2 separate regions of the Mus musculus genome follow, and region 1 is linked to region 2. The links are chromatin contacts, found by Hi-C or POLR2A ChIA-PET in ENCODE. All regions are on one chromosome and are shown on one strand. Each heading gives the region's core, a stretch centred on a gene start or an enhancer-like site at or near the end of the contact. The rest is flanking DNA. Distances are from core to core; before and after follow the strand shown. Region 1 holds the start of Phf5a (PHD finger protein 5A). Region 2 holds the start of Tef (thyrotroph embryonic factor).

Region 1 (4,224 bases), core at 995-3,494, 60 kb before region 2:
CATTGTAAACACATTCTAATTCCTCATAATTAAATGCTCAATAAGCCTTGTTTAATGAAAACAATCCACAACTGATAGAAAAAGAACTTAGAAAGTTATGGGTACAAGGTCATGGATCATGGAAGGACACGAACTATAGCCCAGATCTCTTTCTACACCATTCTAACACTCACTTTCTAAGGTCCAAATGTGACATAATTCTTTTCTTACAAACTCAAAGGTCATGTATCCTATTAAATAGTCTTTGCCTGACTCCACTAAATCATAGGACAGTGGGGTCAGGACAGAACTCATCGTACTGTCTAAAGAATCAAAAGAACCAGAGATAATTTAGCTGCAAATCCCTTTCATTGGCCAAAAGTTAAATGATTTGTTCAGATAAATGAGTTTGATTTTGCAGTTTGATTTTAAGTAATTTGATAAAGAAAACTTCAAATGATAATGCCTCCTGGGAGTAAGGCACATAATTTTTAAAAATTATTAATTCTATGTTCCAAGTTGATCCAAAACAAATTCACAAAAGTAATCATGAAAGGTTGCCAGAAAATGTCTACAGTTATTTTATGGATTTCTTTTTATGAACAAAATACATTCTTTACAGTAAACATTATACGTTTCTAGGGCTGTAAGGTTAGTAGTGGGAAACCATCTGACAGGCATAGTCAATTTTCTAGACGTCTCATAACAGTCAAGGTCAAACTGTTCACTCTTCTCATCTTTCCACCTAGTATCTGGAAAGCAACTATCGGTGACTTCAAAATATTTGATTCTGTATTCTGACAAATACAAACGATCACACCCTGATTCAGAAAGTTCTGTGATATTAGCTGCCATGAACAACAAGAAGAGAGGGTCTGCAGGGTCACTGCTCAGGCTATGATCCTTTAGTGACACCATGAAAGCCACTACTTTGTCTATATCTTCCAGTTTTTCCACCTACCAAGTTGGGGGAAAAATTATCTCACATCTATGTCGTCAGATAAAACATCTGTAACATTAGTAAACAGCCTTGACATCTGCTGCAAAGGTGAGAAAGCACTCTTATCGTGACTATTTATTATGGTGGGGCCCAGAATAGTCCTTCTTGTGTCTATGACCCCGAGTCTCCTCAAAGGGTAGTAGTGGATATAGCTTCTGCAAACTCCATGCCCGGCAACCACGGATAAATGAGGCGACGAGTCTCTGCTACTGGTGGGAAGTGAAGGCTTCAAGCACCCGGCTTTAGAGGAACCCACAACCACCGCGCCCCCCAATCACCTTGTCATCACCTTGAGGAACAGAAAACCACCCTGGGGGAGCATGGATTCCACCCTCAGAAAAAAAGGAGTGCCTCCACCCTGGACCAGGCTGCCGCTGCTTAAACCCAAGCTTGCCGGCGGGCGGGGATGGGAACTGCGAACAGCCTGTGCCAGGGACGCCTTGACCTAGGACAACGCAGGAACCCACAAGGGCGCTGGGCCTGCAACCGCGACAGGTGCACGGAACGTCAGCCGCGAATCGAGCCCGCCTCGCCTGGCCTCGCCTACAGCCGCGGGCAAGGCAGGAGGCTCCCCGCCCCCGTAAACCCACGTCTCTGGGCTCGCTTACCTGCAGCCGGGTGACCAGGAGGCTGTAAGGCGCCATTTTGTGCACTGACAAAGATGAGGTCGCATGAAAGTGACGTGACAAATGGCGCCCTTAAAAAAGCATCGAAGGGGGCGGGGCTTACAGAGAGACGAGTCAACCGCGAGGGTGGGGCCTCCTCCCGCAGCCAAGAGTGCAGATAGCACAGTGGGCGGGGCTTACATGACGGAAACCCGGCGTGGAAAGCAAAGATGCGGGGAAACTGCCAACTCGGCGTTCGGCGCAACCTTGTCACCTTTGCCCTTGGGTGTGGAAGCTGGAGGGGAGGCAGGAGTTCAAGGTCATCCAGGAAAGAGAATATCCCCAAATCAACATACTTGGCGGAAGCATGCAAGAAGCCCTGGCGTCAATCCCCAACACAGAATGCAACATATGTAGAATTTTTACCCAAGAACAAACTTCAGTTTATGAGTTCAAATCTGGAAGTAAAGAGAATTTTATTCAAAAACCTTTGGTGCACCTGCAAGGACCTAGCGAGGAAACTCTCGCGAGATCTAGCCGGTTTTGGTGCCCCCCCCCACCCCCCGAGGCTAAAGGCTGACGGACAGCTTAATGGCCAATCACGGAGGAACGGAAGTAAGCACGCCGTAGGTTAAAGGTCGGGCGGAAGTTCCCTAAGCTTCCGGCCGCCGGCTTGGAAAAAGAGTTATGGCTAAACATCATCCAGATTTGATTTTCTGCCGCAAGCAGGCTGGTGTGGGTGAGTTGGGGACGTGCTCCCTTTTGGTTGAGTGGGATGGGATTAGAAAGTGGGGGACTAGGGACTTCAGCCTCCTCTTTAGGGCTCTGGTTTGCCGTGTCCACGTTTCGCGCCTTACGGTGCCTGGGTATTCTAGCAGCGCTCACCGGCTTGTGGCATCTTAGAAGAGGGCAGCAGCGCGCATCCGGGAGTCTAAGGCTGGCGGGATCCTCTGTGCCAGGTCTGGAGAAGCCGGTCTAGAATACTTTGAATTTTGGGGGGTTCCAGACATTTTTTTTATTTTTGACATGGCCTTTGGTGTAAAGCAAAATTTAGGGTCGTGGGCCGGGAACTCTTGTCTGTAATCCCAGCACCTGGGAGGCAGAAGGCTGGAAGATTGCTGCGAGTTCGAGCCTGGCTAGAGCTTAAAAGCTAACTCAAGCTACACAGTGGGATTCTATCACAAAAAAGTAGGGGGTGGGGGACAGTGGAGAGGGAGGAAAGGAGAATGTGACCACGATCCTGTACGGTTGACTGTAATCATTGCTACCTTCGCCATCCTCTATACTCAGTTTGACGAAAAACTTTGCTTGCTACCTCACAACCTTAATTTTAACGATGTTTTACTATCTTTGACCTTGCAGCTATCGGAAGACTGTGTGAAAAATGTAAGCCGAACACGCCCTCTCAGGCCTTGACACCTTTACTCTTTGAAGAGTCGTCAATTCCAGTGGAACAGCAAAGAAGTCTTTTTTTGGGGGGGGGGGTGTTTTAAGACAGGGTTTCTCTGTATAGCCCTGGCTGTCCAGGAACTCACTCTGTAGACCAGGCTGGAACTCAGAAATCCGCCTGTCTCTTCTTCCCAAGTGCTGGGACTAAAGACGTATGCCAACACTGCCTGGCTAGTAAAGAAGTCTTAAATAGATAAACCAGCCTGCAGAGGATACTAAATACCTGGCTGCCACCAAAGACTGCCCCACCATCCTCCCACTTAAGCATGCAATTTTTAATACTTCATATTTAGGTTTTGAAAAAAAATGTCTACTTTTGGACAGTAAGATTTGTCAAGAGTAGTGGGGACCTTCCCAGCCCAATGACATTTGTCAATTTGTTGACAGTAACTACATAGACTTAAAAGCTCCCAGACACTAATACAAACTCTTTCCATGAACTACTAAACTGAGACGGGTACAGGATAAGGCTTATGCTGTCAAGGTAGAAGAAGGTCCTAAGGTCACTGTCAGAAGGAGACTAGTGATTTCCCGCATAGGGCAGAGGAGAGATCTTAGGGGAGTAATCGCTATTGGCTATAACTCAGTTCTCCTCTCTCTACAGGTGACGGCAAGTGTGTGATCTGTGATTCCTACGTGCGTCCCTGCACCCTGGTCCGCATATGTGATGAGTGTAACTATGGATCTTACCAGGGCCGGTGTGTAATCTGTGGCGGCCCCGGAGTCTCCGATGCCTACTACTGTAAAGAGTGCACCATTCAGGAGAAGGATGTGAGTGTAGGCTGAGCTTCCTACCCGCTCTTCTCTTCCTTTTACTTTGAACCATTTTGCCATCCATGGCCACCTCTTCTGATCTGGGCTGTGGAGATTGCAGTGTTCAGCTAGTTATCTAGGTAATTTCTTCAAGCCTGTGAGCCAAACTGGGTGTGGTCTAATAAAGAGCAGTTACTCTGTATCAGGGCAGAATGGAAGAGAAGCAAGTCTTCATTGGTATCAGCAGTTAGGAGAACTTCTCCATGTACCTTGCTGTCTCCTGCGAATGGGTGTGTGGACAACCTGCTGAAGGCAGTTCTCCCTGTAGACTCTGGTCCTGGCGGTTGAGTGCAAATGTTAGGCTTGTCAAGTGTGTTTACCTGCTGTCTTAGTTAGGTTTCTTCTCAATGATACAACAAGATTAAAAGCAGCTTTAAA
Region 2 (4,368 bases), core at 373-2,872:
ACCTAGAAGTGGAGAGGTAGTAACCCAAACAAGATAAGACTATGTCAAAATGCTTTGTGAGTGTGGGCAAATGCAAAGCAAAACCCCAGTATGGCCTGGTCCTCTCTGGTGAGCTTAGGCAAGAGCTGCCAGATGTGAGCACCAGCCCTTGCAGTTTGTCTTACACTCAGATCTGGATGGAGTCATCACCTTCATACAAACAAAAGCGTTTGTGCACATGAGGTCCTGAGGCAGGAGGAGAGAATCTAGCCTCACCTGATGAGCAGAAGCTATTTATAACGTAACAGGGACAACCATAAGCACAGCAGCCCCAGAACACACCCAAGGAAAGAAACAACAGCATTTTAGAAAGGGAAATGAGATCCCTGATACAAGCAATCCACAAACAGCCAAGTCCTTCCCAGATACCCTAATTAAGCTGAGCTCTTGGAAATCTGAAGATCTCAGACTGAAAGCACACATCAATGGACCTAAAACCCCACAATAGGTGGCAGTCCTGCTGCTCTTCCAGGCCAAATACCCAGGCCAAGTCTGCTTTCCACACCAGGCCCCAGGGACTCTTGTGGCCTGGGCAATTCGATGAAGCCCGGTCCTGCTATTGTGATTCCCAACAATCAACCAGGAGAAGGACCTGAGTGGCCACATTCTAACCCTCATCACAGCCCTACTTTGCCCAGCCTTCATTCCCTTAATTTTTTTTTAAACCAGGCTTTGATTTAAAAACAACTGGGAGACACTACCGACCCTCATCTCAAATTGCCTCCTCCATCCACACCTCCCAGGGATGCATTTCCAGTAAAGCACCACCGTGGACCTGCTCACTGTCCACTCGTAGAGAGGAGGAATCGTCTTCCTCCAGGACGGACCAAAGACATACAAAGGCCATCTGCTATACTGATCAGGGCCTCTCAAACTTTGGTGGTGAACTCTGCACCCACGAGGGTGCAGTGGAGTGTTTCTTAAAATACACGCTCTGTCTCAAGATCCGCAGACTAGGTGAGGTCCAGGAACCCGCATTTGAAGGCAAGCAGTATCCTCAGGATTTGGATGCAGGCGGCCCCACTGGAGCCCCCTCTAAGTGGCGGCTTCCTTGCAAAGTTCTGTTGACTTGTCCTTTCCAGATCACCCCCTGACTTTCTCTCTGGGCTAGAGGCCTAGTCCAGCAGGCCCCTAGTCATGCCCGGGCCCGCATAAACACCACACCACTGGACCGCTTCACCCTGACCTCTGACCCGGCCCGGGCCGGCCCGCCCCCACAAGGCCCCGCCTTTACAGAAACCCCGCCCCCAGACACGCGCGAGCCCCCCCCCCTCACCGAGGCGCGTCTCGCGCGGGGGGTTCTCCATCAGCTTCTTCAGGACCAGAGGGAAGGAGCCCGACAGGCCCCGTTCTCCAGCTGCACGCCCCGGGCCCGGCCCCGCCTGAGGCTCCACAGGCGGCTTCTTCCCGCCGCCCGCGTCGGACATCGTGCCCTGCGCCCCACTCGTGCGCCTCGCCTCCCCCGCCCGCACCCCGAGACGGGCCGGAGCGGCTCGACCCGCCGCAGCTGCTGACACGGGCAGCACTGCGCAGACGCGCTACTGCACCCCCACCTCTCTCCATCCGCACCCCTCCCGCGGACTGGTTCCGTCTCATTCATTATTCATAAGGCCAGGCCAGCGGTCCCATAGCGTGGCTTCCGATTGGTGCGCGCTGCGTAAGGGCGGGCACAGCTCTTCAGGCTAGGATTGGCTGTGAGAACCAAACGATGTAGACACGTGCTGGGCCAGGTGAGGAGTATCGCTCCGCCTGCCCGGGAGCGTCGGGCCCTTCTGCGGAGCCCCCCTGTTCTTTTTTGGTCAGTCGCGTCCCTTTCGCCACCACTTTCGTGACTACAGGTTTCCTCCCACCTCATCGCAGCCTCCTTTTTCTCCTTCCCTCGGAGAAGCCACCTCAGAGGAAGGCGGAGCGGGGCGCGACGGCCCAGCCCCGAGGGTCACGTGGAGCGGCAGCAGATGCGGAGCCTCGCGGGGCGGGGCAGTGAGGGAAAGGCTCGCGGCAGCCAATGGGGCAAGAGGGCGGGGCCGGCGCGATTGCACGAGGCTCTGCACGTGCGGCTGCGGCGCGGAGGGGCGGAGAGGGGCGGAGAGGGGCGGGGCTGGCTCTGGCCTAGGCCTAGCCAGGACTGGCCTGTTGTGTTGTTTGGCGGACTCTGCCCGGGGGTAAGGGGACTGGGACGTGGGTAGCCAGCCAGCGCTCCTCCCACGCTCCGCGCGAGGTTAGCGGAGGGCAGGCGGGTCCCAAGCTCCGCTGCTTCAGCGGGTGTCAGGTTGCCCACTGATTTAGGGATTGGGAGCGGGCGTGGTTGCAGAATAAACACTAGTACGGAGAGCGCATTCTTGAAACCTATCCACGAACCAGGGTCCGGACAGACTTCCGTACTACTAGCTGCTCGCTTGTGACCTTGGGAATTATCCAGTTGCTCCACGGGAGCCCATTTCCTCAGTCTTAAAAATTCAACATTGAACTAGAGTCAAAAGCAAAACAAAACATAGTTTCTGGGTTCCTTAGGAAACCTGTGAGCCGTGAAGGGGTGTGCAAACCTTCAAGATGGCTCGCAGAACTTTGTACCTCTTTGCAGTACAAGTCATACTCGGCTTCAAGCCCAGACAATACTAGACGCTCAGGGATTAAGCTCCCAGAGGGGCAGGGACTTGGCTTGTTTATACTCTGTCCCTCCGTCCCTCCCATGGCTCCCTGCCTCGGAAGGAGGAGCTGAGTCTGGCGGAAAGGCAGCCTGTGGTTCATGCGGTAGTTACAGAACACCACAATAGACAGCTAGAAGCGCATGGATTGTGTTAGGACCTGAGGAAAAAGAAATTTAGCTGAGTAAGCCCAAAGGAAGCGGCTAAAGGACGTTGGGTAGCCTTAGGAATAGAGTGATGGACTGTGAATCTAAAATACAAGATTTTGTGATGTTGATCGTTTTCTGAACCTGAATCCTCTAGCCCATTGTTCCATTTCTCCAGTCTGTTCTCCTTTTTGTCAAATGGGGAGAAAGCAGGATGTAGCCTACGGTGTTCCCATGCAAATATCTTTCCTAATTTAATCAAAATTGATGGATATAAATCCAGTGTGGAGAAAGGAAACTGCACAGGAAACCCAGGCGTTGCAGACCTGTCAGGAGGAATCTTATGTATCTAGGATCTCTTTAGGAGAAACTGGCCTAGAGGTTTTTAGCAGTAAATCTGAAAGAGTGACTCCAAGAAAATGAAGCAACATATGAAACTCTAGAAAAGAAAAGCTGGATGAGCAAGATGGCTCATGGGGTAAAGGTGATTGCTGCCAAGTCTGACAACCAGAGTTCAATCTCTGCATACCATGTGATGGCAGGAGGGACTAAATCAAAAATTGTCTTCAGACCTCCATGAACACAATAATTCCTCTTGCACACACAAATGTAACATAATATTTTTTTAAAAGAAGTAGAAATCTCCATGTGATTTGGTTCTAGAGGAACTGTCTAGACTAGACTGAAATGTACATTTTCATGGCTAACTCTTATACTGTTGAGAAGGAGAACAATTCCTAGTGTGGCAGAGGAGGACTGATAAGGTAAGAGCACATCTTGCCTGTCTATAAGGAAGATGACACATGGGAGAAGTGAAGATTCTCACTCCTGCTCTTACTCTCTCTCCATCTCCTTCCCCCTCTTTCCCCTGTCCTTACCCTCCCCCTCTCTTTTGAGCAATAGTCCCCACAAATGGATGATGGACCACCAACCTGGAACAGCTTACCTAAGCAGGTGACTAGGATGCAGGAAGGTAACAGGCCTAGGCTTCAGAAACTGATGTAGCTTTGAGTCTCTTGTCTAGAGACACTTGAGTTTCCCCTGGATAATCAAAAGGTGGATGTTCCCGAAGGAGCATGACAGGCATATTCCCTCTAGTGCTTCTTTGCAAACTGTGGGGGATGGCAGCAATCCACACCACCCTGAAGGCAGGGACATTTCTTTCTCCAGCTGACCTCACGAACCCCAGCTGCCTTTTCTGCTGTTGTCTCCTGTCATTGCTATGGTGACAGCTGTGACAGAGTAGAGGAGTAAGTGCTATGAGAAATAGTTTGCTAATTGCCATAGTGTGAAAGCCCTGTATAGAAATAGACTCCCTCACAGGAACATGTTAGTACCTGGTTAAACTTTAGAAGTATGTGGCAGCTGGGTGTGGTGGTGCACACTTTTAATCCCAGCACTTGGGAGGTAGAGGCAGAGGCAGGTATATCTCTATGTGTTCCAGGCCAGTCTGGTCTACAGAGTGAGTTCCAGGACAACCAAGGCTACATAGTGAGACCCTGTCTTTAAAGAAAGAAAAGTAGGATGTAGCAGCACAC

The links. Hi-C counts contacts between places; a loop is a spot of excess contacts on that map. ChIA-PET counts read pairs that join two places held with the same protein, here RNA polymerase II (POLR2A).
Region 1: POLR2A ChIA-PET joins it to region 2 with 20 read pairs in embryonic stem cell. The contact joins the promoter of Phf5a here to the promoter of Tef in region 2. A Hi-C loop is called at or near these places in 1 of 37 maps with a recorded cell type or tissue (v-Abl transformed pro-B cells). POLR2A ChIA-PET finds 5 or more read pairs at or near these places in 4 of 5 experiments (Patski and embryonic stem cell).

Annotation. Positions count from the first base shown.
Region 1 is chr15:81,869,912-81,874,135 of GRCm38, reverse strand. It overlaps Phf5a (PHD finger protein 5A), which reads left to right and starts at 2,244. Exons shown (of 4, transcript NM_026737.3): 1 at 2,244-2,323; 2 at 2,947-2,970; 3 at 3,638-3,804. The coding sequence starts at 2,272. It overlaps Aco2 (aconitase 2, mitochondrial), which reads right to left and starts at 1,673. Exons shown (of 18, transcript NM_080633.2): 1 at 1,588-1,673. The coding sequence starts at 1,623.
Region 2 is chr15:81,808,668-81,813,035 of GRCm38, reverse strand. Tef (thyrotroph embryonic factor) reads right to left here and starts at 1,622. Exons shown (of 4, transcript NM_017376.3): 1 at 1,316-1,622. The coding sequence starts at 1,466.